3 separate regions of the Mus musculus genome follow, and all the other regions are linked to region 1. Evidence: chromatin loops called from intact Hi-C (ENCODE). Cell type or tissue: left cerebral cortex. All regions are shown on one strand.

Region 1 (5,000 bases):
GAGGATGTGGGGTTGCTCCCCACTCCAGGCCCAGCCAAATCAGACCCTTGACTGTATTGACGAAATGTCTCTCTCCTCTTATCTTGTTGGTTTAAGATAAGCTGATACAGAATTGGATCTACATTTTTCAATGCTGTTAAAATTGGTTCTAAGTCGGGGAACATGTTACCCTTTTACCACCCAGAGGCAAACAAGTTCCAGAAGAGGAGCAAGCCAGTGGTTGACGTTGTGCTCCTCAGTATTCTAGTACTTGGCTTTCAGTATCAAGGTGCAGCAAGCCGCTGGCACTCCATCCATGGCTTCTGTCTTCTAGGAAGGAATAAGACATTTTCTATGGAGATAATGTCATCCACTTTGTCTAGAACTTCACAAGATGGCAGTAAGAGAACAAATCATACAATATTTGAGCAGGTTAGTTTTTCACGCTAGTGAAATTGATTTAGATTACTTAGGATAAGAACAGCTACTTGGTGATGCAGACTCATCTCTCCCATGACTGAAAGAGGCTAAGTAGGCATTCTCCTCTCCTCTCTTCTCCTCTCCTCTCCCCTCTCTTACCCTCCCTTCTCCTCCCTTTCTTCTCTTTCTTAAGAATGTCTCATGTAGCTCAGTCTGCCTCCAACTTTCCATGTAGCCAAAGATGCTCTTTGACTTTTGATCTTCTTGCCTTTACCTCTCAAGTGCTGGGATTAAAGGGGATCAAGCTCAGGGTGTTGTGCATTCCAGGCAAACATTCTACTCACCGAGCTATAGCCCCAGCCCACAGGCATTCTTTCCTTATATCCTTTGGTCTTGTATTTGCCCTAAGGAATAAATCTCCTGTTTTTGACCATTGTTTTTGCTGCAAAAACTACGAATAAAGCCGCTCTACTGACTATAAAAATGTAGAGATGTTTCATCTGGAAATTAGTCTTGTTAGCCTACTTTTCTGTTTGTTTTTGTTCCTGTGGTCTGTGTATCCACAGAGCATTCTTCAGCTTCCTCATTTCCCTGCTCCTCTCTAGAGATTGCTAGTTACTCAGTCAGAACAGCCTTTTCTCTGCCTTGCAACCAGAATGAGTCACACTCACTTCCAGATTCTTGAATCATAGGGTTATGAATCTTTTACTTCTTGAAAAATCTTCTCCTGTAAGTTTTCAAGAGGGAGCATTTAGTAAGCAATTTTCTTTCCTGCTAGGTCCTTGCCCTGTTCCCAAGCCATGTGATTTGTCTAGAACGTTGCCTTTTCTTTTCTAATGTTGGGTGCATGACTCCAGTTCACCTCTTCTGTTTTCATCTCCTGTCTAGTGTTGCTTCAAGGATAGTAAACAACTCAACCAAACTCTTTTACTGAGACTGTTGCCAGGGGCATTGCAGATCTTTCCCACCCCCACATACAGGGGGAGGGAGGATAGGGAGTAGATGACCTCATAGGTGGCAAAAGAGTTATAGAGCAGGTGGGGTGAAAGCATTCTTAAGCAAAGCCTTCCAGTGTCTGCTTACTAGTGCTGCTGAAAGAGGCTGAGCTCTGAGTAGACATCCCAGGAAAGGATTAGACTCCAGGAGAACTAATCTCAAGATTTCTCTGCTTCTTTTCCTCATCTCAGTCCATAAACAACCCAGAGAAAATGGATCAGAACATGACTGCACTTCTGGGAAAGGGAACAGCAGAATGGGACATGGATCAATTAGTTTGAGAGGAGTATGAGGAACGGCATGTTTATAATATTTGGAAGGAAGTTAACATCAGTTAGTAATTTCTCTGTTCCCCAGAACGTGATCTTTGAACAACTCTGAAGGCAACCAGTTCTCCAAGATTAGTAAGGACCCTGATCTAATTAATCTAAAGTTAATTATTATTTAATTTACATGGCAAAGGAAAGGAGGAGGAATTTTACACTTGCCACTCGTGGTAGGTGTATATATGTTCTGTTCTGTTTCACCCTACACAGAATTTGTAATAAAGAAAGAAGAGATGCATTTTCAAAGCTACAACTGTGTAAGGGCTATGGAAATATAAAGAAACTGGAACAAAGTCCCTATTGTATAGGAAATATTCAGGGAAAACCAGTTAACTGTGGCTGTTGTTGATAATGCTGTTCACACGCCTGCTGGGGGAAGCACTTGCAGAGGACTGAGGCTAGTCAGGGTATGCACAATGGCTGGGCAGGGTGCTCAAAGACTGGTTCTGAGTGCACAGGGCTTGGGGTTGGGAGCAGTGTCTAGTCTGGGTGCAGTGTCTGGTCTGGGTGGAAAATGGCTGGGTCTGCATGCACAGTACCTGGGTCTGGGTGCATAGGATGTAGTCAGGGTGCACAGTGGTTGGTCTGGGTGTATAATGTCTAGTTTGGGTGTACAATGGCAGGGTCTGGATGCATAGTGTCTAATCTGGGTGCACAATGTCTAGTCTGGGTGCACAGTGGCTAGTCAGGACGGACAGTAGTTGATTAGCATGCACAGTATCTAGTCAAGGTTTACAGGGACTTGTTGGGCTACACAGTGACCATTGTGTTCTGACTGAGAGAAATAGAGAAATTCATAATTGTCCTCAAAGATAGGTAAGACACTTGAGAATCTTAAATCTGGGATCACAGTAACTCAGAATCTTAGCATGGTGCTTAGGTCGTGTTTCAGAGGGAGCCCTTGATGTCCACTAGAGTGAGAGACTCATGGCCTCAGGGCCACTTTGGCTACTCTAGGATAAGAGAACGACTAGTTGACATGTTTCTCTTTGAACATGATAAAACAGTAAATGGCATATATCAACTTTAGAACACGTTGAATAGCAATTCAGTTAGTTCTTGATCTTTCAAACCTAATTTATTTTACAACGGAAACAAACTCAGTTTACTAAATATAACTTTAGTTCTAAAATGTGACAAAGGCAGTGGTTGGATATGTGTCCCAGATTAGCGTGTTAACTGTCACTTTTACCTTCGTTCTCTTTCCTTGACCATCCCCTTAGCCTCTCTCCCTTTCCAGCTTGCCTTCTTTCCCAAGTCCCTTTCTTGTAATTCAGTGTTTCAGTTTGACCAGAAGAGGGCACTATGCTGCAGCAAGTCTGGACTTCAAGTACCTGAAAAAAACCAAGTGGTGAGAAACTCAGAGAGAAAAATGAGCTCATAAATGTGGTTACGTACATGAGTGCTTATTGGAATTTAATTACAGTGATTTATACAGACCTGACATGATCGTATGGCTCATAAAACAAATCATGTTAACAGCGTGGTCAGTGAGGTACCCTTTCCTCTATGAAAAGCAGTTATTTTTCAGCTCTTTAGTCCCGAATAGGATATTCTATCAAAAGAAGATGAGTTGTGCTAACTCCTGTGACTTTTCAGCGTGTGCCTGCTTTACTGGTTGGCTCTACTGTATAATTCCTTATTTTTAACTTAGTAAGCATATATCAGCTTTCCCAAGATAATTAGGTGGATAAACAAAATGTTCAAAGAGCAATGGAGTCAATCAGACTCTTTATCAGGGACATACACACAGCAAAGCTTTTTACAAATGGATAGACTTCTCCTTTGAGACTTGGCCCCAAATTGGATTTCCTGGAATTTACAAGGGACAAAGCAGGCTACTTTCCTAAACAGAACAAGATCCTATTTACTTGTTAAGACTAGAGAAAAGAGAGGAACCCTCACACCCTCTAGAAACACACTGGAGTTAAGAATTTAACAGCACAAATGTGTACTGGAATACTCAACCACTTTAAAACAAATCGGACATTGTTCCAGAACATTCCTATCAGCACATGATTTTCTTATACACCGATATCAAACTTTTATTTTTAAAGAAGTCAAAATGTTCCCCCCCCCATGCCTATGTGGACAGCCACACCTCTAACAGCTGTTTAGACACTGAGTATTCTTTTATAGCGCTTAACGAGATGTTTAAGGAATCAATTATTATTATGCTTTTCAATTTAGATCTTTACATTATAGGAATCAGACAAGTATGAGAGAGAGAGAGAGAGAGAGAGAGAGAGAGAGAGAGAGAATCTACTGTGGATTCTGGTAAGTCTCATGTTTCCTGTTTCTTCTGTGTAGAGTTTGGTCATTGGTCAACAGTTCATGCTGCCATAACTGAAGACATAGTTTCATCAGCACAGAATCAAGACAGGTGTTTGCTTCTCTTTCCAAATTTTTATAATACTACCTAATAAATAAAATACACATGGATACCTCCCCCCCACTTCCCATTATAACTTGTATATTTTCCTCACTATTAATCTCTTTGAATTCTGCAAAGTTGGTCAAATGTTAAAATATTTAGAATGAACCAAACACAGATCTCAACTTAAGCTTCTTCTCTTCTTCCTTTCATTAGTAGCATTAATGAAATATATTTTAGAAGGAATAAAAACTCTCTCATGCAATTAGGACAGCTGCTCTTCTGCCCACTTCTCTTGAGGTTCCTCCTCTTGCTCCCTTGTGCATGTTTCTATCTCGATTTTCTTCCCCCCTTTTTTGAATCCTGAGCTTTTTCTTTCTTTTCAAAAACATGTTTTTATTACTTTTAGCTATGAGTGTATCTGTCTGGGTGTGTCCACGTAAATGCAAATGCTCTGAGAGTCAGGAAGCATTGGATTCTTAACTCTGGTCCCCTGCAAGCACAGTTTGCTCTTAACTGCTGAGCTATCTCTTTGGCCCCTTAGGTTGATTTATTGCTTGTCTCAAAACCTCAGTATAACAGTAAAGGTATTTCCATTAGTCAAACTATCTATTTCTACTACAGTGTTCAGAGTCTTTGCCTTCTGAATTCTATAGCAATAGGTTTTATGCAGTTAATCAGTCTCTTTGAGATTAAGTCACCACACATGTAGGGTGTCTTTTGGGGAGGGCAGGTCAAAAGAAATTAGGAAGTAGGCCTCTGTTTCTTTTTCTGGAGGCTGCCTTAAGTGAAGGCAAGGGACACAACCAAGGATGTGCTTCCAAATGTTATTTGAGTGCATTGGAAATTGTGGGCTAAGGGCACCCACAATTTCTAGCCTGGCAAGTGTGGGTCATCAGAAGGCT
Region 2 (5,000 bases), 300 kb after region 1:
TATCCTTTCTCCCCTAACTTACATGGCACTCAACCCCAAACTGTTGGATCACCTGGAAGACCTTATTAAAGGACTCAGTAAAGACATTCTGTGCAAGTCCCCCCATTTCAGAAAAAAAAAAAATCATACTTAGGCTAATAATATTGGTGCTTAGACTGGCTTTGAACTTGTAGACTCCTTCCTGACTCAGCACACTATGTGCCGGGATTGCAGGTGGGAACCATGAAGCCCTATAGAAGCTATGGGGGACTTTACAAAGCAAAGCCCCTCAAGAACTGCTCTCGTTGTTAGCAAGTCCACCACAGCCCTGATCTCATTTCTGCTTGGGCACTTTCTCTGCTTTTCTATAAGTATCTATTGTTACTTATCACCTTTGTCTTTTTTTTTCCTCACAAAGTCAATGACCTCTTCATCTTTTGTAAAGAAGTAGAACAACCCCACTCATCACTCCCATTAAATCAACACTACATTATTATTAATTAGTAATTAACAATGGGGCCTCGCAAAATAGTTCACACTAGTCAGTGAATCTTTGTTCTCTTTTCTCGGCCTTCCTTGTTGAAATAACGGGGCCATTTTTCACCTTCCACTCCACCGGTGGACCCAGCTCTCGGGGTGGGGGGTGGGGGGTGGGGAGTGGGGGTGGGGCTCTTGAGCTTTCCAGGTTTTAGTCCTGGCAGTTCTTTTGCAGTACCCACAGGGCATCACCACACTCTCTTTTTTGTCCAATAGCAAACAGCTTCTCGATCACAGTTCCAGTTTCTACCTCACAGGTTGCCCCATTTACCATCTTTCCTTAGATGTCCTAAATCTATTTCAAACCTAAGAAGCATGAGGCCAGCTTTATAATTTCTTTCTGGTGATTCATGCCATTGTTACCCAGCTGGAAACATAGTTGAGAAAACTATCAATTTTAACTCTTAAATTTGTTTCTAATATTAGCACACAAAGCGATGGGCTTAATGAAATGTATGAATTACCATGCTCCCATTCTGCTGGACGCCCCCCCCCCATTCCTTCCCCCACTCCTGCTGCTCTGCTTGCTCCCACAGGATCCCCTCTTCTCCTTCTGTGTCATGTGTATTCTCCTGCCCTTTCTCTTCTCACCTCCAACCCAAGAGCTCCTTTTTCCACTCTCATGATCGCTTTCCTAGTTTCAACATGTGTAAAAATCAAAATCTAGAGCATACATCTAGAGAAAACATGGTATTTGCCTTCTGTGTCTGCCATGCTTAACACGGCAGCCTCCAGTTCCACTTGTTTACCTGCAAATGCCATGATTTCAGTTTTATTCAGAGTCCCATAAAATGCCATTGTGTAGACGCACTACATTTTATTTATCCATCCATAGGTTGATGTGAATCTAGTCTGGGTCCACTTCTCACTTGTTTTGAATGAAGGGCTATCAGGTATGTGCGCAGGAGAATAGCAGGTCATCTTGTGGATCTGTTTTTAATTTGTTGAGAAACTCTATACAGAGTTCCACAGTGGCTGGACCAGTTTACAACCACCCACAGTGATGCGGGTTCTTCTTCCTCCACAGCCTGGGCACCATTTGTTGTTCTTAGTTTTCTCGCTATCCTTTTCCTTGCTGTTGTGTATCCTCTCTTCTGATCTCTTTCTCAAATCTATAAAACACATCAGACTTCATCTCTATCTCTTCATGTCCAGCATCACCTACCTGACTCCCAAAATTCACTTCTCTGCCTCTATTCTTTGGTGGTTAACAGCGACCTTCCCTCTTCCTTTATCATCTCTGCTGTCTCTTTTCTCTCATCCCCATGGCTGTGCCATTGGTCTTGCAGCTGGTCGATTTCATCAATTTCCCAGCGATTCTCTCTTCCATCTGTTTTGTTCCTGAGTAACAGAATTTCCACCTTTTCCCACAGTGACTTTCCCAAGAAAGATGGAACATCATCTTCCAAATTACGCCTTTAAAAGCTCTCTGTTGTCTGCAGAATGAGACCCAATTTCTTCATTAAATCTTTATGATTTGTTCCTAGATTATCTTTTTTTTTTTTTTTCTTTTTCCTCCCATCAGCTCTACCGTACTACTAACAGAAACTCAGGTCTCTGGTCATAGTCTCAGTACCTACCCTCCAATTTCTCATGCTCTCAGCACTCCTGTGCTTCTTTCCTTCTCATCTTCCTGAAGTCTGATGGAGGAAACGATGTTTTATTGTCTTCTGTAGACATAAAATAAATGTGGGAGGGAAAAGGATTATAAAACTCGTAGCCTTCAAGACAACTAACTTTGCAGGGCATTTTTGAAGTTTTCCCCTTAGAATGCTCTCCAGTCGCAGTTATTTATCTACCAGCTCAATGTAAAATCTTTGTCAAAAATTAGATGACTCAACTCTAGGATGAGCTAAGCTCTTTGCCTGGTAAATCTTGATGTCTGGGTTACAAGGAATTTGCCTAGGCATAATGTGGCCTCACACCCCTTTTGAGGCTGGAAAACAGGTACTGGGCGAACACCACCCCACCCCCAGAACCTCGGACTGCAAGAAGTGTTGGGAGTCACTACGTCCTGCGTCATCACGTGCTGCGAAGAGGGTGGGGCCCTCCTGGGAACCGTGAGGGGCGGGGCCGAGCAGGTGGGGCGGGGCTGGAGCCCGGGGCGGAGCTGCGCGGGGTCGCGGCTGCGGAGGAGCGGGCTCGCGGCGGGCGGCAGCGTGTGTGTGCGCTCCCTTTGACGCTCGGTGCCCCACGCGTGTCCCGGAGAGGCTCAGCCCGGAGCGACCCGGAGGACGAACTGGTGGACGGACTCGGGGGTGGCTGCCAGGCAGGGTTGTGAGCGACGCCGCGGCACAGCGCGGGAGCCGGGAAGCCCTAGAGCACTGCGGCCCCTCCTGACCCTCGGGACCGGGCGCGGCTAGCGTGCGGGTTTCTCCTCCGCGGCCAGCTCGGGCAGCCCGAGTCTCCTCTGTCGCCCGCACCTGCGCGTCGCGGTCGTCCCGCCCTCGGCGGCGGCTCACCTGGGCGCAGCGCGGGCAGGGCGCCGCCTCCGGGACGCAGGTGGAGCGGGCAGGGCGCGGGCACCATGAGCAGCGGCGCCAACATCACCTATGCCAGCCGCAAGCGGCGCAAGCCGGTGCAGAAAACGTGAGTGACGGCGGGCAGGCGCGCTCCGAGGGTGCGGGAGGTCCCCACGCGTGCCGCCATCCAGGAGCTGAGTCTCAACCAATGCGTTAAAAAAAAAAAAATCCTGCTTTCAGGCACCTGCACCTTTACTGCTCAGCGACCTTCCCTGGCTGGTTCGTTGACAGCTCTGACCTACCTAGTGCCGCTCTAGCTTAGTTAGTTAAGCTTGCCTGGAAATCCTCCACTCTAGATCTCCGCTGCCGTGAGCTTTAGGGGACACGGAGGATAAGTAGACAGCTCACTGAGGTGAGATGTTGGGCAGAGCTAAACACGTGTTGTCTTGAAGGAGGGGACCTGTGCCTTTGAAGGAATGTCTTTCTGTTCTTAGCGCCTAGCTTTCTGTTTTGCTCTCTCATTTACTTCCTAGGCAGCAGTTCTGCAGGGCTCGGTGTAGGCGCAGAATTGATAGCAGGTTGGAGTGTGCAGTGGACAGGTGCCCTGGCAGCTTGGTGGCATTCTTAGCCACTCTTTGGTGCAGTTTTCTTCCTCCTTTTGGAGTGCTTTTGGGTCTGTAAAATTTTAAATCATTAAGAAGAGGAAAAAGAACTAGACTGACTTCTAAGTTATTTCTACTCTCTACCTGTAGTTCATTTCCCCTTGCTTTTTTTTTTTTTTTTTTTTTTTTTTTTTTTTTTTTTTTGCCAATTCTGACAGAGATTACAGGCTTTGGTCTTTATTTCCATGGGCTATTTGTATGAGATGGGAGATTTTTTTTCCCCCCTCAGAAAAGAGATTCATGATTGAGACAGGGTTCCATTTAGGAGTTGTCTGTATTGATGCATTCATTCATAATTACCTTGGAGTTTCCACATCTCACCATTTGTTATTTTTTTAAAAAAATAAATTATTTTAGGAACACTTTCAGGCAATCAGTAGTGTGTGTTTTGCTTGAAACATGACAGCTATCACCAAGTGAACCAAAAAAAGAAAACAAAAACAACAAAAAAACCAACTTAAGATTTATACACTGTTTACAAATAGTTACTAGCTTAGAAGTTGGGTTATTTGTGGATTTTAATTCCCCTTAAGAATTTCAACTGTCCTAGTTCCTCAAATCTTGACTTACAAATTAATATTGAGAGGAGATGTCCATGTGTAAATAGTTTGATCAGAATTTGGAAGTTTTATGGTTGGTACACTTTAAAGGACGCAAATGTCGTTGACTCAGCAGTTTTCTACCCCGGCAGTTCTTTGGACCCTGGCTTTCAGTGCTTTAGTATTTTGTAGGACGGTTTCTTTTTGTTAAAACATGTTTGCTCAATTTGACTTTGTTCCTGGCAGTTACAGTTTCCGAGGCTTTCAAGTGCTTGTTCCCTGTTTTCATTAATAGTAATACTAACTCAGTATGAGATGAAAAATCTCAGGTATTATGTACATGGGCATAAAACTTGGAGCTCCGCTTGAGTGTCTAAGTCTAAGTAACTGATTTTCCTTATGTTATTTAAGGACATAAACTGCTTTCTATACAAAGGTCACCATCTTAAATGTTATTCATTATAACGGCGAGTGCTCTTAGTTTCTAGTTAATATAGAGAGCTTCCTTTTTAACACGACAACACTTCCTTTTAGATTAAGTTACACCTTTTATTATATTGTCTCACTATTTGCATTTGATAATTTCGGACAACTAAACTGTTGTCCCCACGAACTTATATTTTATTTTATTTGGTCCTTGACTTCTGTTTATCAGATCTGTACTGAACACCTTTAATCAACTCTGAGCCTTCAAATGCCTTAAAGGTCACCAGCTTGCTTTGTCGAAGACTTTAGTGCTGGCACTTAGGTCCTTTAGTGAAAGTACTTACGTTGTCCCCCCTGAACAGAAAATAGTGAGCTGTATAATCACATAATCAAAG
Region 3 (5,000 bases), 600 kb after region 1:
TCTGGGTCAACAGATTGAAAATGACTGTCTTACCTCCTGGGATACATTGGAGTATTGTTGATCTCTGGTACACAGGCATACATCCATTTCTGCTCACTACAGAGAAGATGCAATCTATGATGCGTTGCTCTTGAATCGGGGGCTTAGCTCATACTGAGATCACAAACACCTTTGATAAACTGCAGTTATACCTATCTACAGTATGTAAACTAGACCAGAGTCAAAATTCTCAATCTCTGGCAACTATGAAAAATTGCTACTTGTTTAATATTTGTTTATGTTCTCTATAAAATTAATTAAATTCAATGTAACCCAATGAATCATGGGTGGGAAAATACCATTTCTACATTTGATCATACTCAGAGACCAAAAGGCAAGGAAAATACCATTCCTATAAAAAATAAAATGGATGAGTATAAGTAAGTCTTGGTAAATGCTTATAATGAGAAGCCACTAGAAAATTACAATGCTAATACAAAGGTATTGGTGAGTAACTGGAAATAAGATAGGATGGTATGCGTGTATGTGTGTGTGTATTTAAAATATGATTGCATTAATAATTGAATCCATCTTGGTGGGTAAAAGGGGGTATGTTGATCAAAATAGAGGGCTTAGTTTTATCTCACTAGGCAAATTAGATGACCTCTGCTCTAAAATGGTGATGTACATCAAACTCCCAAGACCTAGGTTTAGATCTCAATATTTTAGGGCCTTTTCTAACTCAGCTAGAACTGGTTTTCATCAGAAGTAGGGAAACTTGCAAAAACAAAAGGAAACTTAATACCTCCTGCAGATGTGGCACTAACAGAGCCTAAGCACTCAGAGGGGCTCATTTGCTGGTGTGAACCTGGCAAACCACACCCAGGACATGCACTGCTCTTTTGAGGCAGGCTTAAGGCAGAGCTCAGACTTGTGAGCTTGTGAGGTGTCCTGCTTCCTTGCCTTTCATTTCCACATCATTATGGAGAATCTATGTAACTCATGGAGAGCTGGAGTTTTGATTCTGGTCTAAGTCAATAAAAATCGACATCAATGAGCTGCGGTAGAACACGCATTTATAGTCTCAAGGTAAGCCAAGTCCCAAATTCAGCAGCAGTTTTTGTCAGTTTTCATCTTGCTAATACACCACACTCAAAAGAAATTGTTTTCAAATTCCTGCAAGGACTTGACACAAGCATCCTCCTTTTTTGTCTTATTGTATAATAATCATTGGGAAAGAACAGCCTTTTATAATGTGAGATTATAGCCATTTGGCGGAGATAACCATCTGGTCCCACTAACCATATCCTCAAGGCCCTGGGCAACCTGCCAATGAAATGAAATGAGATTCATTAAGATCAATTTGTTAATTGTTAATGAGGCTTCAAAATGTCCCAGTAAATGACTTGATCGTTTAAAGAGTGCATTGATGCTTTTTCTCTCTCATCCTTTCTGTACATGAAAAAGTTAATTTATTTTTAATCATTTCCATTTCTCCTTTCATCCCCCCTGAAGGCTACAATAATTATCTGCTATTACCACCACTAATCAAAGCAGCCCATAAATTTGAAGACCAAGTGTAATGAGTGAACACATAAATAGCATGACAGGATCTTCAAAGCAACTATATTATTTCATTCCATTTACAAAATGGTGAAGATAATACTAATTCACAGCTTTACCATAAAGAGCTAGCATGTTGTGGGGCCCCATTCTTGGAAATGATGGATTGAGCTGTCCAGGATGTTCCTCAACATGCTAACATGCTGCAAATGAATTAGACCAGATACAAGACATTCTTTTAATTGCTTGTGTTGACTAATTAGCAAAACTTGGTGGGAAGCCTAGCATGATTATGAGAAAACACTTAGAATTGAGCTATTGACAAATTGACCTGGGTCTACCATTCTTTCACTGGATAGTCCATGGCTACACATACAGACATGATCAAAACTATCTGCTGCATAGAATCTCTCTTTTCTATACTTCAAAATAATAAAAATTGGATCTTTTACCAATTCTACATTAGTAAATTAAGGACTTGAAAAAAATCTTTTCACACACACAAAAAAGCCACTTTAAGGGACCATGCAGGGCACATTGCAAAAATTATCACAAGATCTCTATATAAATCACAAGGATGGGCACCCATCTGTTCATCTATTTCCCTGGCAACCAAGATCCATAGAGCAGCTGGATTCTTATTCATCTCTACTGCTCTCTAAAGTGTAGAATGAAAATTTCTCTGAGCTTTATTTTCCTCCTCCACAAAAAGATAATGCCACTCTCAGAGTACTATAGCCATTCAGACCCAGTGTCTGCTCAGCAGCATCTCAGTGTGACAAGTTGGAAACCAGCACACACTGAATGCTGGTTCTGCTCAGAAACTGGCTCCCTGTTCTCTAGTGTGCGTCAACATATCCACAGGCATCCATGGCTGGGTTTCGGGGCAATCACCTTCAATTGCTGCAAACTGTTGTTGTGGACATCCTAGATCTTTCTTATCAGAGAAGAGAACTTTATGCTCACATTATGGTTCCAGGAATGTTCCTATCCCATTAAAAAAGCAAAAAACTGAAAACTAGGAAGTAGTGTAAATACATACGGCTAAGCCTGCCAGTCACTTTCCAGGGAATTAAGGCACATGTCTATCTCTTCTTTCCATAAAATTGGTAGTAACCATGCCCACCTCAAAAATGATTATGACTTGAAGTAAATGCAATGTCCAGCATTTCAAAGTCTTGACCTAATAATTGGTGGCTTTATTGGTGTATATTTATAAAAGAATAATTAGTCTTAATCTCTCAAATAACCTGTTCATTGACAAATAGCCTGACCTTCTTTGTGTCTCTTCAGGCCTGCCACACAGGACACAGGAAGATGGTCTTATCTTCCACATCAGTCCCAGTAATGCTTTTCTTCTTAGATGTCCTCCATAACTCTCGCTAGCACCTTCTGCTTCTCTTACTCCAATTTCCTCCTTTCCATAATAACTCTCCATTTTCCTAAAATGCCCTCAATTTTGTTACATTTCCACCGGTAATTTTCACCTACTTGACATCACATCATCTTTTCAAGAGTGTGGTCTATACCAGTTTCCAGGTTGGTTGGTTTGTATCTGTCTCATTCATTTTTCATTAGAAAGCTGGTTTGTTTGTTTGAACTTGATCCAAATTTCAACATGTATAGGAAGAAGGGATTTTTGTTGAAAAAAAAACCTATGTAATATTGTTTTGTAGGAAAAATGAATGTGGGAGGGCCTAGCACACTGTGGGCAGTGTCGCCACTGAGCAGGTGTTCCTGAAATGTATAAGAAAGCAGGCTGAGGAAGCCACAAGGAGCAACCCAGTAGGCAGTGTGCCTCCATGGCTTCTGGTCCATTTCCTGCTTCCAGGTTCCTGGAGAGAGAACAAATGATGTCTGTATGGACGTGGCACCTGCCAGTAATAAATCTGATGGCCTATGGCTTAGGTAGGAAATAGGAGGTGGGACATCCTAGAAGCAAAAAGAATTCTGAGATAGATCCAGGTAGAGGATAACACCCAGGAAGACATGACAAGTTGGGCACATGGTACTTGAGGATAGGTACCCAGTCACGTGGCAGAATGTAAATCAGAATAAATGGGTTACATTAAGTTATGGTGGTCAGAGAAGAGCCTAGCTATATGGCCAAAGTGTTTGTAAATGTATTTGTAACTGTATTTTGAGTCTGAGTCTTATTTCTGGAAGCATGGGGCAGGGAGGAATAACCAGACCTAACTTCTACAGGTTCCTGGCCTGATTTCCTTCAGTGGTGGACCGTGATATGGAACTGCAAGTTGAAATAAACCCTTTCCTCCCAAAGGTGCTTTTAGTCATGGTGTTTTAGAATCTAAACTGGGACAGTTAGCATATAAGTCATGCATTTAATCATTGTTTCCAGTTTTCAACTCTCAAGTACCATACACAGTTCTACACATGCATTTAATCAGTTCCTAAATGTTAGCAGTCATGCCTCCAGGAGATGACTTCTACTAAAAAACTTATGGGCACAAAAGGAGAGTGGCAAACAACTTTAATGAGGTCTGGAAGGGAGTGTTCTTATACCTAGTGACAAAGGTCTGTAGGTGCTTGCCTAACTAAGCCGTTCCAATTCCTCTGCTTCATCTGTGGAATCAAGACAAGCTCTATCATATCTACACTATGATCTTCCTTTACAGGGACATGGCATTAAATGCTCCAGATGAACACAGATCGAGAAAGAGTGACTTTAAGGACCTTGTCAATCACAGCCTGTGTGGCTTCTTACAGGGGATTGCCTGTTGCTCATTCATCCCCATGATCTATTACTCCAACCCCTAGACACACCCACTTAAAATATGGATAACCAGAATTGAAAACTGCCCCGAGTTGCATTTTCTTCCTCAAAACTCTATCTGAACTAATGAATCCTGCGTGCTTTCTGCTTGCTAGTTGCTATTATTACTGCTCACATAGGTCAATTATTTCATTTCTTCAGACAATACTGGAGTGGGTAGTATTATAGATACGCAGGCCTTAGAGATACTATGTGGCTTGCATAAGCATGTAGGTTGAAAGACACTTCAAACCCAAGTCTGTCTAGTCTGGCCTGCAAACTTCTGTCACATTATTTTTTTTCTGTTTAAAATACTACAGGAACAGAGAATTAAAAATAATTCCATGGGGTGGGAACGTGGGGGCATGATCCTACCTTCAGGAAGCCAGGGAATTATAGACAGAAGGAAAACTGACATACTGCCAGCAAGGCTTGAGATGTGAATGGAAGCAAGGGAAGGAATGGCTAAACTGTTGGGCCGGGTCTACCTGTACCCCTGGGTAGCTCCACGCTGATACATGCCACAGGAAGACTCTTGTGTTTCCCTTTGTAGCCAGGGCTCCTCTATGTCTCAGACCCTGGATGTGGGTTGTCCTTTTCCTGTAACACCACAGCCTGAGTCACTGTTTTCCCATACTCCTCTCTTGAACCACGCCTACTTCACCCTGATCAGCTGCACTGGGAC

Evidence for each region. Hi-C counts contacts between places; a loop is a spot of excess contacts. Peaks named below come from ENCODE experiments on the same cell type or tissue, not always from the same donor. Only the 100,000 strongest peaks of a DNase experiment are listed, where the experiment ranks them.
Region 2: it touches region 1 in a loop (8-fold over the local background); 31 of 42 quality-filtered maps call a loop at or near these places.
Region 3: a loop joins it to region 1, with 2.2 times the contacts of the local background. A loop is called at or near these places in 10 of 42 quality-filtered maps.

What each region holds. Positions count from the first base shown.
Region 1 is chr12:35,829,523-35,834,522 of GRCm38, reverse strand. No RefSeq gene overlaps it. Among named protein-coding and RNA genes, the nearest start is that of Gm40388, 85 kb to the right of the region's middle. In left cerebral cortex, a CTCF peak has its summit at 3,027 (motif pointing right); DNase peaks (open chromatin) are centred at 1,052 and 3,058.
Region 2 is chr12:35,532,667-35,537,666 of GRCm38, reverse strand. Ahr (aryl-hydrocarbon receptor) reads left to right here and starts at 2,678. Exons shown (of 11, transcript NM_013464.4): 1 at 2,678-3,105. The coding sequence starts at 3,044. In left cerebral cortex, a CTCF peak has its summit at 3,037; DNase peaks (open chromatin) are centred at 2,538, 3,129 and 3,402; H3K4me3 peaks cover 1,925 bases; H3K27ac peaks cover 1,259 bases.
Region 3 is chr12:35,228,773-35,233,772 of GRCm38, reverse strand. No RefSeq gene overlaps it. Among named protein-coding and RNA genes, the nearest start is that of Mir680-3, 36 kb to the right of the region's middle. In left cerebral cortex, no CTCF peak of the experiment used is centred here; DNase peaks (open chromatin) are centred at 1,750 and 2,162.